Regions from separate parts of the Homo sapiens genome. Here region 1 is linked to region 2. A link is a loop called in an ENCODE intact Hi-C map of the cell type or tissue named here. Cell type or tissue: endothelial cell of umbilical vein. All regions are shown on one strand.

Region 1 (8,000 bases), 130 kb before region 2:
CCTGTCTCTACTAAAAATACAAAGAAATTAGCTGGGCACAGTGACTCACGCCTATAATCCCGGCTACTCTGCAGGCTCAGGTGGGAGAATCGCTTGAACCTGGGAGGTGGAGGTTACAGTGAGCTAAGATGCCACCACATCACTCCAAAGTGAGACCTTGTCAAAAAAAAAAAAAAAAGAAAAGAAAGAAAACAAGGTGATTTTTTATTATTGAGTAGATTTACCTCTCTTGCCTGAAACTGGAAGGTTTTATAAGAACAAATACATTTTAAATATGCTAACTGGGAAGAACATTTTAGATGAGGGAAAATTTAAACTTTCAAAAACTTCAGCATAAAAATACAAAGACTTTCTTCTTTTGGGAAACTTATATTAAAGAAAAATTGCTAAGTAATCCAAAATTTTGTAAAATTAGGCTCTTGTTTGTATGTATGTATTAAAAGTTAATTTATTTAACATATATTTATAAAGTACCAACTAAGTATCAGGAATTTTTCTAAACACTAAAGATACAGCAGGGAACAAGACTGATATTTTACCAGCACTTGCTCTAGTTGGGTGACAGAGGAAATAAATGTATATATATATTTCAATGTATATATTTGAAATGGAAGATCAATTCCAGGTAGTAAGCAATACAGGAAAAAGTTATTTTAAGGATGGGAAAATATAGGTTCTCCAACAGACATAACCATATGAATGAAATTAAATAGTCGTGCCTTTAAAATAAATTTGTATTGATTTTCTCATGATTTCTAAAATAAGTTCATTGTAGAAAAGATGGAAATGTATCAAGAGTAAAAATGTCAATATCATGGCTAATCTTTACTGAGAATTGCAGCATATGCTTTTATTATAGTGTCTGATTTAATTTTCAGAAACATCCAGTGAAATCAATATATTTACTATCCTCATTTTGTACACAAGAAAACTGAGACATGGATGACATAACAAGGTCTACATATATTGAATGGCAGCTTTTGAAATAAAAACAAGGTCTATTTATTACATGTCTCTAAGCCCATACCATTACCATTACACTATTGTGGTAGGCCAGAAAATCACTCTCCAAATGTGTCTCTACCCTAGTCCATGGATCCTGTGAGTATTGTTATGTTATGTGAGTATGTTATGTTAATGGAGGAAGGGACTTTCCAGATGGAATTAAGGTTGCTAATCAGTGGCATTTAACAGGTTCATGGATTATCCAAGTGGATCCAATCTAATTTCCTCAAGGCCTAAAAAGCAGAGAAGTTTCTCCAGCTGGATTCAGTCAGAGAGATGCCATGGAATAAAAAGTCAGGAAAGGTGTAAATCATGAGACCTCACCCACTGTTGCTGGATGTGAAGATGAAAGTAGCCATGAGCCGGAAAGTGTGGCAGTCCTTAGAAGTTGAGAACAACCCTGGCTGACAGCCAGCAAGGAAACGGGGACCTGAGTCCTACAGCCACAAGAAGCTGAATTCTTTCAACAACCTAAATGAGCCTAAAGTAGATTCTTCTTCAGAGCCTTCATGTAAGAGCCCTAGCTGACTAGCACCTTGATTTTGGCATCATGGAACCCAGAGCAGAGAAACGAGCTGGGCCTCCTAGAGTTCTGACTATGGAACTGTGAGATAAATTTGTGTTGTTCTAAACTATTAACTTTGTGGTAATTTGTTATAGCAACAGTAGATAATAAATGTGCTACTCTACTTCTCCTTAAAGAAGCAAAAAAATCTCTAATCCTGCCACCAAGAGATAATTACTATAAGCATTTTAGTGCATATAGGTTTACCGCTTGTTGTCTATATATAGATATATTGTTATAAGTTTTAGATTATGCTGAACATATTATTTTTAACATCCTTTCTTTTAAACCCAACATTTCATGATGAAACTCTTCCCATGTTTTGAAAGTCTTCTAAAAGAATTTTAAATAGCTAATACTATTCCGCTGAAGAGTTATACCACAGTTTAATACCCTACTTTGAATATTTGTTTCCATTATTTTATTAATATTCACATAAGCTAGATGTCTAATAGGGCCTCTTGCCCGCTGAGGTTTAGATAGGTTTTCTTGAAGACACTATTTCCGTAGCCCAAAAGAACTGAAATCTCATGAAACACTTAGGCACTTGCAGCTCAAAAGTAGTATCCATCTTCTCATGCTATTTCTGGGACATATCACTCTTATTCTGATAAAAGAATTATTTTTAAGTTATCCAGAATAAATTTTCTGCCACTAAATCATTAATGACTAATTAAAACTTTATGAAAATATTTTGTATGTGAACCTATATAGACAATGGGGTCAATTTCCTTCTACATTTTCTTATCAGTTAACATGATTGACCTTTCCTTAACTGAAGTTGGAAGTCAAAGTTACTGATTAATTTTTTACTGTTTCTTAGCATTGCAATAAATATTCTTATACATACGTCTTTATACATGTTATTATTTCCTTAGGCTAAAAGGCTTTGATCTGGAATACCAAATCGAAAAGTATACACGTTTACAGCTTTTTATTCTTCTTCATAATAACCCAGTTCTTTTGACAAACGTATTGTTCAAATACAAATCAAATGCTAGAAACTTTATTGGAAATATATTTGCATTAAAAGTCAAAGGAAGGCTGGGCGTGGCGGCTCAAGCCTGTAATCCCAGCACTTTGGGAGGCCTAGGCGGGTGGATCATGAGGTCAGGAGATCGAGACCATCTTGGCCAACATGGTGAAGCCCCGTCTCTACTAAAATACAAAAAATTAGCCGAGCATGGTGGTGCATGCCTGTAGTCCCAGCTACTCAGGAGGCTGAGGCAGGAGAATCGCTTGAACTGGGGAGGTGGAGGTTGCAGTGAGCTGAGTTCGCGCCATTGCACTCCAGCCTGGCGACAGAGCAAGACTCTGTCTCAAAAACAAAACCAAACAAAACGAAAAGTCAAAAGAATATGTTTTTCTTTCATATCTGCAAATAGTTAAGTTTCTTGGTTTTGCCTTCATATTTTTCCTCAGATGTAAAATGATGGTCTTGGTTATAAAGGATCACATTATGTAATGCTTTAGAAAAGCAAGCTGAGGATTTTCTGGTATAAGCACTATATTATAACAACCATCTAGGATTAAATATATTTCTTTAAACAGTTGCCAATGTCATGTTGAGTCTGAATTATTCAGGGAGAAATTACAGATGTGCTTCTACTGAACCTCTTATCTTATTACAGCATATTTCCTTCACAAATATTTACTGTGCAGGAAATAGAAGGGTTGGGCCTATTAGAAAACTTTCTGCATTGCTCATTTCCCTAATTATTAATGAATATTGTTCTCCTAGCATCACAAATTCATTTCTGAACTCATAATTAAATGACTAATACATATAAGGTTCTGTATCCAGTAAAGGAAATAACCAAATAATTTTCTACATTTGATAGCTTTTGGGTTTATTAAAAGCACATGACCTCATTCTTTCTGATGCCAATATCAGGGTGCCTTAGAGAGAACTGTTGTGAAAAAAACTTGTCTTTTTTTTGTTGAAATTGATTTCAAATATGAAGCACCAAAATTTACCTTTCTTAAAAGAAACCTTGGTAACTAAAGCCAGTTTTTATTAATTGTAAAAGGAAATTTCTAATTTATTAAGAAAATTAATGGCTTGATAAGTACATGGAGAAATTTCTTACAAGCTAAGATTCAGTCATTTCTCTGCTCTCATAAACAGTTATAATAGCTAACTATTTCCACCATTTCCAAAGAATTGAGAATTTATTTGTTTCTTAATAGAGGATTATCTTCATTGGAATATTCTCACAGATGCAGTATTTTTTTTCTTACAGTGTTCTTATGGGAAAAAAATCTTACTTATGCTGGATGTGTTTTTAGGTGATGGAAATTCTAGGTGTTAAAAATCCTGGTGACTCTGTAATTATAATGCTTAAATTCCAAGTGAAATTGTGCATTTGGTTTGATTCTTGGATAAAACCAGAGCTTTACTCTCAGAGAATATGCTTCTTACTAATTTTGCATTTATGGATCCTGAGTAAGAGAAGCATGTTCTAAAATCATGGTTCTCCAGCTTTGGTAGGTATCAGAATCTCCTGGGAAGCTTGGTAAAAATAGAAAGGTCTGGGTCCTATCTGAACCCAGTGAATCCGTGGCTCCAATTCTCTTGTTGATTCTGTTATACACCAAGTTGGAAAACCACTTTTCTAAAATCCTATTTTAAAGTTTGTTCTTCCCCCCTTTAGTGTGTGTATGAAAAAACTGAGGACTTTAATAAAATACAGATTCTGACTCAGAGTGGAGCTGGGGTGAAGTCTTAACAATCTATACTGTTGGCAACTACCAAAGTCATACCTATGCTCTGATCCATAGTCCATATTTTGAGTAGCAAGGCAGAGTCCAAGGGAATGGCTTATATTACTTTTCATACAATATCTTCCTCAGGCCAGTATGAATAAGTTTCCCACTTCCAGCAGCACTTGCCTAGGAGATATCAAAACTGACTTTTGTATTTTATCACAGCTGGCTCTAAATAGCTTGATATTTTCCTGAACTTTGAGTGACCTGGATGCCAGATCTTTGCTGAACCTAATTGAAGACACTATTATGAAAAATGAACAATGAGACTATTTTAGCCAAGTGTACACAGACCTATGGACTCACTCTGTCCTCTCCAGAGTGCTAGTTTTCCATGCTTAGTATAATTATGAACTCCTTCTCTGCAGTATATAAAAACCTCTGACTTTTCCCCTTCAGCAAATAACTCTATTAATTGAATTTCCTCATTAGCATGTGTTTCCTTCCCTGACAAGTTAATAGTTTAGTCTTGGTTTGTTACTGTGGTTGTTATTGCTGTTGTTGTTATTGTTTTTGCTCTGGAAGGCTTTCTTTTATTATTTGACACCAGGTGTAAGACATAGTATTATCCAGAAAATCTCTGTTGGATCTTTTATGCCTTTCTCAATCATGTCTGCCTAGGGAACCCTACCCCATCATTAGCTATTTGTGGGTTCACTCAAGTCTCTGTGCCTCAGTTCCAGGTAAGGGAAAAACATCTTCCCTGAAGATTAGCTGCATCCAGGTAGACTGGCAGTTGAATTCATATTACATACTTGGTCAATGCATGACCAAGAACCTCTAAACTGAGAAATAAACTTTACATAGTTCTGTGTTTAATATCCTGGGCATTGGACAAAAGCAGAGGGAAATGGACCCACCATCAAATCAAAGTTACCAAATTATAAAAAAATAAACTCCCAAGAGCAAGAGCTAGCACGCACGTGCACACACACACACACACACACACACACACGAACAATTTGCCTTGTAAGTTTTTTGGTATTACATTTATTAGAATCAAAATACAAAATAAGCATACTTTAAATGTGTTTGGAAATGAAAGAAAACAAAAACTTGAACCAAAAAAAAGCAAGAAACAAAAATAACAGATGAACTAAATAGATTAAATATACAGGAAGAGAGAATTGATGTGGTAGATTGATTAAAAAATGAACTCAACTCTTCATCCCTCCCTATATTTAAACCCTCTGCAGTGTGACTTTGCAGAGCTCATTAAATTAGTGGAGTCTATTTTCCTAGTCTTAAAGTCTGGGCTTGCCTTTCGATTGGCTTTGACCAAGAGAATGTGGCAGAAGTGATAGCATGCAGGGCTGACATTCATTAGGCATGAATGTCACAATTCCTAAAATTTCTGGGGACCATAGTACTTTCAGAGGCCCATAAAAGTGTTTTAATATTAATTTATTTTAAAGTAGAAAAAATGCTAGATGTGGTGGCTCATGTCTATCATTCCGGCACTTTGGGAGACCGAGGTGGGATGATCATTTTAACCTACATGTTTGAAACCAGCCTAGGCAACATAGTGAGACTGGGACCTTATCTCCACAAAAAAAAGGTGTAAAAATTAGCCAGGCCCAGTGGCCCTTACCTGTAGACCCAGCTACTCAGGAGGCTGAGGTGGAAGGATGGCTTGAACCCAGAAGGTCAAGGCTGCAGTGAGCCAAGATCATGCCACTGCACTCCAGCCTGGGCAACAGAGTGAGACCCTATCTCCAAAAATAATAATAACAATTAATTAAGTAGGAGAAAAAAGATGAAGTTACAGTAATAAGTGTAGCTTGGATCATATTAATCTTTCTACCAATACCATTGTAAAACATGATTTTTATACTTTTTAATGAAGTGATGTTTGCAAAGGCAACATATGTAGGGTTCACAAAAATAATAATGAAACCTGATAGGAGCTTGAGACTTGGCCTCAATGGTCCTGCTCTATCACAGCCCCATAACCACCATGAGAATATGCCTAGGCTAGCCTGATGAGAGAGTACCCAGAGAAGAGCTGAGTCATCTTAGTTGAGACCCCAGACATTTTGGCTAAAACCAGCCAAAATCTGCAAAGCCAACCCACAGCTTCCTTCAGACACCTAAGTGAATCTAACTGAGATCACAAGGATCAGCCTGCTGACTTGGTTCATGAGCAATAGTAATACATACTCATTGTTTTAAGCTGCTGAGTTTCAGAATGGTTTGTTATGCAGCAGTGATAAACTGATACAATTAGTGAACTGAAAGAAGATTCCTGTAACGAAACCAAGAGACATAACGTGAAATTATAAAATTAAAAGCATGAAAGATAAGAATAAAATACTTTCAAATACATTTGTTTAGAATTCTCCGTGGCAGCTACAGAGAGATTATTTTCAAAATGACGATGACTAAGCTTTTTAGAATTGATAAAGAGTATATAAATTGTAGATTTAGTAAGGACAATAAATCCCAAATAGTGAAATAAGAAGAATCCATATTACAAACATTATAGTGGAAAGTAAAACATCGAAAACAAAATGTATTTAAAACAGAAAGAGAGTAAACATTACTAAGTGCAGACAGCGTCACAAATGTATGTCAGGTAATAGAAAGCTTTTTATAGGCACTGTCGAGGTGCAAAGCCATGCAAATTCTACTTAACCCATCTACTCTTCCCTGATCATCTAACCTGTGAAGGTTTTATCTCTCTTCTGATTTTTGAAGACTCCATGTGGGAATCTCTTATGTTGTACGTATCTCATAATTCTTAGTATCATCATTATTTCTGCACAAGTCTAAACTTTTTTCTTTGACTAGAGATTTCTTAAGACATGCAAGTAGCTGACAGATTATGAAAAAATGCTCATCACTAACCATCAGATAAATGCAAATTAAATCACAATGAGATATCACCTCACACGTGTTAGAATGGCTACTATCAAAAAGATGAAAGATAAGTATTGGTGAGGATGTGGAGAAAAGGAAACCTTGGACACTGTTGGTGGGAATGTAAATTAGTTCAGCCATTTTTGAAAACAGTATGGAGGTTTCTCAAAACACTAAAAATATTAATAGCATTACCATATGATCCAGCAATCATTGGGTATATATCCAAAGTACTTAAAATCAGTATGTTAAAGAGATACCTGTATTCCTAAATTCATTGCAACACTATTCACAATAGCAAGACATAGAAACAACCTAAGTACCCATCAATGAATGAATGGATTTTAAAAATGCGGTATAGGTAAATGATAGAATACTATCTGGCTTTAAAAAAATGAAATTCTGCAGGAGGCTGAGGCAGAAGAATTGCTTGAACCTGGGAGGCAGAGGTTGCGGTGAGCTGAGATCGCGCCATTGCACTCCAGCCTGGGCAACAAGAGAAAAACTCCATCTAAAAAAAAAAAAAAAAATTGAAATTCTGTCATTTGTAACAACATGGATAAATCTAGAGAACATTATGCTAAGTGAAATAAGCCAGGCACAGAAAGACAAATACAGCATAATCTCACTTATATGTGGAATCTTAAAAAAGTCAAATTCAAAGAAGTAGAAGGTGGAATGGTGGTTACCAGAAGCAGAGGAGGCGGCAGGAAATGGGTAGGAAAAGGGAAAATGTTCGTCAAATGGTACAAAGTTTCAGTTAGACAGTGGGAATAAGTTCTGGTAATTTATTGCACAGCACAGT
Region 2 (8,000 bases):
TCTTATATAAAATCTCTTTTCTTTATAACATTCTTTGCATAGCTAGGGGGCATGGCTAATTCCATATATCTCCTGGTCTTATTTAGAACTTAATGCCTCCAAAATAAATTGAACAATTTTCAAAAGTCAAAGCAGTTTATGACGACCTAAAAGCAGTTAGCAAACCTAATATTTGACCTGCATAATTTAGACAAAAATGTATTCATTTTATCAATAATCTTTAAAGCTGTTTTTATTTCCTAAAGATTACTAAAGTTACATAAACTAAAAGGAATTACAGTTTTTATTTTGTTTTCAAAATATTTGATTTAAGCGCTTATTTTTATTTAAGCCAATTAATTAATTAGTGCTCTTTTATATAAACATTACACACAACACATATATAATTACACAGACAGAAGAAGATTACTTCAGTAGTTGTAAAATGTTTCATTTGCTGGTTTTTAAGTTTCTTAATTGGTTATTGGCTTTAGGGTGGAGCCCTTGGAAGAACAGGGCCAGGAAAGGGGTTTCAGTTGCCTCCTGTTTTTCCCAAGGCGTCCAGGCTGTTAGAGCTTGAATATCCACTTTTAATTAAGCTGACTTTTAACCATAGCACTCTTCAATAAAGTCCTTTTAAAATTTCTTACCACCCGATTTTAGCCAGGCCAGTGAATTTTCAAAAGAAAATGTCAAAGGTAACCTCCCAGGTGATCAGAGAAAAGACAATTTAAGATAGTTTATAGTGGAGAAGAGACAAGACAAGGTTATGCAGATATTAAACCAAAAAAGGACTTACTTCCTAAGCAGGAAATCAAACCCAGACCACCAGTGTGAAAGGCCAAAATCTTAGATACTGAGCTACAGCACAGGGCAGTCTCGACTGTCCTTCCCAGGAGTCTATAGAGTAGTTCCTTTTGAAATTGCAAAGGCTTTTAACTACTCGAGATAATTTTTAGAGCTAACTATGACATAAACCCCAAAATTCCTGTTCCCTGGAAGGTGGAATCCAAGAGAAAATACTGTCATGTGGTCATAAGGTCAAGTTCCCAAGGACCTAAAACAAGACAGAGACCCTATCTAGTTTTTTTGTTTGTTTCAGGGACTTGCAGGAAAGTTTGTTATTGACCAGCTTGCTGGGCCGTCTGGAGCAGCAAGCTTATGAGGGCCTAAGCCTATGTTTTATCCTAAGGTACCCCTCAACCCAGAAAAACAAATTCATAGTACAAATACATCAGTTTAAGACTAGCCTCAGAATTCTTTTCAACATTAATCAAAACCTTACAGAAGAGATAAACAGTGATTTTTACCATTCATTCAACTGTACAGAGAGAGAGAAACCAAAAATCTGACTGGTAAGAAATTCTTACCCTTTTGCCAGCATGCCAGGCTTCTGGGTTCCCTTTCCCTGAGCGGCCCTAGTGACTCAGCTTGCTGTATCATTGCAATGGGGCCAAGCTGCATGATAAAGGAAAATTATATTTTTTTGTTCTGGCCAGAGTAAAATATGTGTGATAAAACATAGACATTAGCCACTCTGCTTAGCACTTAATATCAAACTGGCAAGGCTTAAGTTTGCCCCTGGTTGGGCCCCATCATCATTAATCCAACCTCTGACCATGAGTTTCAACATGTGGTCTCTGGGCAAGATGGTTGCCCTGAGCAATAGGCAAGATAAGAAAGGGAAAGGAGAGAGAGAAAAGCATTGCCTGTGGCAGGGTGGGGAAGGCAAAAAGGCCAGAGAAGATCACCCCCCATTCCAGCGACACTGAAAAGTTCAGGTGGCTGCTTTTTTATAGCAAAGGGATCTTTTCCAGCAGTGTCATCATCTCTCATGTTTCCCCTTTTAGGGAGGAAAAAGCTCCCTATGTCCCACAATCCTGTACATTCCTAATCCTGTCACCTGCAGCCGTCAGGAAAGAGCGCAAGGCAGATTATTCCAAGGAGAATAGCAGTTGACATGCTGTAGTGCCAAACCCATTCTTAGCCAAAAGGAACTTTACTGAGAGCCCTCATTTTCAAATGTACTTCAATGCATTGTTGTTCATTCTGATGTTCCACTGTGAGTTATCTTTAGTAATATTTTGGTGTTTCTGTAAGACTTCGCTGCCTCCCAGACCTAATGTATAAGCCAGAAGGAACTCAGTTTTCCAGAAATTAAGGATCCCATTTTTACCTAAAATATTGACTTTACTCTCAGGTTCTCTTGATTAACTTAGCCAATGATTGTTTTTTTCCTACCTAAGCGCACAAGAAAAATGAAAAAAAGGGGTAGAACAGAAAAATTCCTGTGAATTTTCAAAAGACAAATTTTATAAACCCTGCAAAATACTGCTTACTACCAGTTCCTTTCTGACCTAGTCAGATATAAGAGGCCTCTAACTGGATTCAAACCAGTTAATTCCCAGATCAAATCCATTCTTGGACCCAGTCCAGTTTCTGTCACAACTCTAAACCCAGTTTGGATCAGAAATCTGCTCAAAGAAACTCGGAGAGCTCAAAACGCAAATCCGTGGAGCTCCAAAATCTGAGAGGGAGCTTAACCGTGATCCCCAGCTGCTCTGAGAGATCAATGGACACAAGTGAGTCCTGCAGGTATCTTGAGTGTTCACTCAGCACTTCTGGGGGTCACTGGAAGCTCCACTTCGGATCCTACTCCTGACACCATCTGAGAAAAGAAAAACTTCAGCCAAATTAATTTAAAGGAGTTTAATTAAGCAATGAAAGATTTGCAAATCGGGCAGCCCCCAGAATCACAGCAGATTCACAGAGACTCCAGGGGTGCCTCGTGGTCCTTGTGGTCAGAACAAATTTATAGACAAAAAAGTTAAAGTGACAAACAGGAATCGGAAATTAGGTACAGAAACAGTGAGATTGGTTACAGCTTGGTGTTTGCCTTATTTGAATGCAGTTTGAACATTCAGCAGTCTATGAGTGGTATAGCCACTGGGATTGGCCAACACTCAGCCATTGTTACAGGTGCCTACTATTAAGTTAGGTTTTCAATTGTGTCTGACTATTAAGATAGGTTACAGTTCATCCACAAGGACTCAAATATAGAAGTATGGAGTCTTTCTCAGGCCATATTTATCTTGCTTTAACTCTATCTTCTATTTTATAACCATTGGTTCCTCAATAACATCTAGAATGCCACAAATCACCACAAAAGTAAAAACTGGGTGATGGATTAAATGAGAGGGAGGGAGGGAGGGAGGGATGGATGGATGGATGGATGGATGGGAAGAGAGAGAGAAACATATGTCCTTGACTCTTTATTTTGGTGATTTACACCAAGAAAAGAAAGCTAACAAACTGTTTAATCAGAACTATATCAACTTTTAGGTTTAAAAAATTATTTTGTGAAAAATCCATTAGAATGTTTCAGAGATATGATGATTGGTATGCAGATAAATTTCATTTTTAAATATTTGGTTAGAAAAAGTTAGAATTTTTCAAAATATAAAATTATGAATTACATAAACACTCAATCATATTTTGTCCCTTTTGATAGATTATGTGAGTAAAAGAAACGCAAAAAGACAAAAGAATATAGATGGATTCAATGACATATAAAATCTTTATAATCTAAGCCAAATAAAATTATATAGCACTGGCAACTTTGTCATGACTAAATTTATGAGTGTAACACTAAATAATGAACTGTTTTGTGTGTGACTTATAAAGTAGACTCATTGTTGAATGGGAGAAATATATTATCCAATGCATTTTGAGCAAGATGAAATGTAAGGTACCATTTTTATAGAAATATTTTAGAGGAAGCTGTTCAACATTGGAGGATAATAGCCGTTACTTATAAAATACAGCATTTCCCCTCTGATTCATAGGAAAGTAACAAGATCTTTATCAGAATGTTCTCATTTCCACATAATTCAAATACCATGTATATCAAAAAATAACAAGTAAAGACAAAATTTATTAAATTTTAGAATATGAATGGCATTGATCATAGTGAATACATTTGACAAAATCAAATAACCAATGGAGCATATTCATTTTGGTGAGTATTCTTAGTAAAGTCTTTAGGTCTCAGTTTCTTTTGAAAAATAAACTGGTTGTGAATATTACATGAGATAAAATAAACGGAAAGGCACATTGTAAAAGAGTGATAAAGCAATACATAAATATAAATTCTAAATGTTATAACATTGTGCATAGTCATTGTGCATGTTAAATGTTCAAAAAATAACTGAGTTAATGATTGAGGCATTGCAGGAAGTCTGGGGTGAGGCACTTGGCAGGAACTGCCACACAGGACTATTTTCTTCACTATGACAATGCTCTAGCTGAGAGTGAATGTTTTTAATATAAATGGTTTTACTCAGCTTAACAACCTACTGGATTCACTATTACAGTCATGAGTCATTTAAGCACAGGGACATATTCTGAGAAATGTGTTGTTAGGCTATTTTGTCATGTGAACATCGCAGAGTGTACCTACATAAACCTAGATTGTGTAGCCTACTATGCTCCTAGGGTATTGCTCATAGGCTGCAAATCTGTACAGCATGCGATTGAACTGAATTTTGTAGGTAGTTGTAACAAAATGGTATTTGTGTGTATCTACACATAGCTCAATACAGAAAAAGTACAGTAAATATAGGTTATAAAATATTAAAAATGATATACCTGAATAGAGCACTTACCATGAATGGAGGTTACAGAACTAGTATTGGCTTGGGTGAATTTGTGAGTGAGTAATGAATGAAGGCTTAGGACAATACTGTACACTACAGTAGTGTCAGTAATGTTTAAACTGTGCACACTTAGGCTATGCTAAATTTATTCTTTTTAGTTTTCTTCAGTAGTAAATTAACCTTAGCTTACTGTAATTTTTTCTTCATAGACTTCGTAATTTTTTAACTTTTTAACTCTCTCATAACTACACTTAGCTTAAAACACGAACACTTTTTTCCTTTATATACTTATTCTATAAGGTTTTTCTATTATTAGGCATTTTTTTTTACTTTTTAAACTTTTTTGCTAAAAACTAAGACACAAACACACACATTAGTCTGGGCTTACAGGGGATCAGGATCATTAATATCACTGTCTTCCACTTCCAAATCTTGTCCAACTGGAAGGTCTTCACAGGTAGTAACATGCATGGAGCTGTCATCTCCTATGATAACAATGCCTTCTTCTGGAATACCTCCCGAAGGAGCTGCCTGAGGCTGTTTTACAGTTAGCTTTTTTGATTTTAATAAGTAGAAGAAATGCACTCTAAAATTACAATAAAAAGTATAATATAATAAAACATAAACCAGTAACATAGTTGTTTATTATCATTACCAAGTATTATGTACTATGCATAACTGTATGTGCTACACTTATATATTCCTGGCAGCACAGTAGGTTTGTTTACACCAGCATCACTATAAACATGTGAGTAGTGCCTTGCCCTACTACATTTGGATGGCTACAGTGTCACTAGGTGATAGCAATTATTCAGCTCTGTTATAATCTTATTCAACCACTTTAGTGTAAGCAGTTCATTGTTGACCAAAATGCTGTAATGCAATACATGACTGTATTTAATACTGTTTCCACTATTCAAGCACAACAGATCATTCATCATCACAATATTATTATAATCAATACTATTCAAAGGAGAAAACACAAGCTCTGGAAACAATTTCAAGATAGGAGTTTAACTCACTAATGCAAAAAAGACACATCATCAAAAAAGCAGTATTCAAAATGTGAGGTTGATGACACTTATGATATCATTATTCATAGGATGAAGAATTCTGGCATTTCCATTCATCTTTCTACCACCTATATGTCTAAGGCAGACATTGCAGAGCAACTACCTCAACAACCTTACAGCCCTTTTCCTTATGCCTTTCTATAATGCAGAAACAGGAAACTAAAACAAAATGACATTTCTCAGACTGCTTGCAGCTGAATTTTAAAATATGATTTAGATCCAGATGGGATTAAGACTTGGGCAACAGAATGAGAAAGAGGGCACCTTTCTGCTGCTTCAGATAATTCTGCTGGCAAACCCAATGGTGGTGGTAGTTGGATTTCCAAAGCAGCAGTACTAGAACTTGTAGACACAAACAGGGCAGGATTTGAATAGGTTTGGACATGTAATTTATTACACCTTATGTTTGCAAAAATCTTAAATATTAAAAAAGAATGAAATGAAAATTTTAGAACTAAAAAAAATACAACAATCAAAATAGCAACTCACTGGATGGACTCAATAGAGGATGGTCATCACAGAGGAAAGAATCAGTAAACTTGAAATTATCTGAACAACAAAATTTTATTCTAGAAAAATACAATAAACAGAATCTTAGAGACTTGTGGCAAAATATTAAAAGACCTACTATTCACATCATCCGAATCCCAAAAGGAAAGAAAGTTTGATGCAGAAAAATATTTAAAGTGATAATGCACTTTAAAAACTTCCAAAATTGAGTTGGGTGTGGTAGTGAATGACTATAGTCCCAGCTATTCAGGAGGCTGAGGCAGGAAGATTGTCTGAACCCAGAGGTAAAAATTCAGCTGGGGCAAAATAATAAGACCCCATCTCTAAAAAAAAAAAAAAAGAACAACAGGGAGGCTTCCAAGATGGCCAAATAGGACCAGCTCTGGTCTGCTACTCCCAGAGAGATCGACACAGATGGGTGATTTCTGCATTTCCAACTGAGGTACATGGTTCATCTCACTGCGGCTAGTTGGACAGTGGGTGCAGACAATGGAGGGCAAACTGAAGCAGGGCAGTGTGTCTCCTCATAGAGGAAGCACAAGGAGTTGGGGGATTTCCCTTTCCTAGCCAAGGGAAGACATGACAGACTGCACCTGGAGGAATGATACACTCCTGCCCAAATACTGCACTTTTCCCACAGTCTTAGCAACCAACAGACCAGGAGATCCCCTCCTGTGCCTGGATCGGCAGGTCACACGCTCACAAAGCCTTTCTCACCGCTAGCACAGCAGTCTGAGATTGACCTGCAATGCTGCAGATTGGCAAGGGAAGGGGTGTCCACCATTGCTGAGGCTTGAGTTGGCGGTTTTATGCTCACAAAGTGGCCAGGAAGCTCAAACTGGGCAGAGTCCACTGCAGCTCAGCAAGGCCTACTGCCTATCTAGATTCGACCTCTGTGGCAGAGCATAGCTAAACAAAAGAAAGACAGTCTCTGCAGGCTTAAACTTCCCTCTCTGACAGCTCTGAAGAGAGCAGTGGTTCTCCCAGCATGGTGTTCGAGCTCTGAGAACGGACAGACTGCCTCCTCAAGTGGGTCCCTGACCCCCGTGTAGCCTGACTGGGAGACAACTCCCAGTAGGGGCCAACAGACACCTCATACAGGTGGGTGCCCCTCTGGGATGAAGCTTCCAAGGGAAGGATCAGGCAGCAATATTTGGTGTACTGCAGCCTCCACTGGTGATACCCAGGGAAACAGGGTCTGGAGGGGACCTCCAGCAAACTCCAACAGACCTTCAACTGAAGAGCCTGACTATTAGAAGGAAAAGTAGCAAACAGAAAGGAATAGCATCAACATCAACAAAAAGGACATTCACACCAAAACCCCATCTGTAGGTCACCAACATCAAAGACCAAAGGTAGATAAAACCACAAAGATGGGTAGAAAACAGAGCAGAAAAGCTGAAAATTCCAAAAACCAGAGCGCCTCTTCTCCTTCAAAGGATCGCAGCTGCTCCCCAACAAGGGAACAAAACTGGACAGAGGAATGACTTTGACGAGTTGACAGAAGTAGGCTTCAGAAGGTCGGTAATAACAAACTTCTCTGAGCTAAAGGAGCATGTTCTAGCCAATCGCAAGGAAGCTAAAATCCTTGATAAAAGGTTAGACGAATGGCTAACAAGAATAAACAGTGTAGAGAACACCTTAAATGTACTGATGGAGCTGAAAACCAAAGCACAAGAACTTCGTGATGCATGCACAAGCTTCAGTAGCCAATTCAATCAAGTGGAAGAAAGGGTATCAGTGATTGAAGATCAAATTAATGAAATAAACCAAGAAGACAAGA

What was found. Peaks named below come from ENCODE experiments on the same cell type or tissue, not always from the same donor. Only the 100,000 strongest peaks of a DNase experiment are listed, where the experiment ranks them.
Region 1: a loop joins it to region 2, with 14 times the contacts of the local background. A loop is called at or near these places in 5 of 110 quality-filtered maps.

Annotation. Positions count from the first base shown.
Region 1 is chr5:40,199,812-40,207,811 of GRCh38, forward strand. No RefSeq gene overlaps it. Among named protein-coding and RNA genes, the nearest start is that of LINC00604, 37 kb to the right of the region's middle. In endothelial cell of umbilical vein, no CTCF peak of the experiment used is centred here; DNase peaks (open chromatin) are centred at 3,280 and 4,530; H3K27ac peaks cover 2,776 bases.
Region 2 is chr5:40,329,340-40,337,339 of GRCh38, forward strand. No RefSeq gene overlaps it. Among named protein-coding and RNA genes, the nearest start is that of LINC00604, 93 kb to the left of the region's middle. In endothelial cell of umbilical vein, no CTCF peak of the experiment used is centred here; DNase peaks (open chromatin) are centred at 3,852 and 4,272; H3K27ac peaks cover 1,998 bases.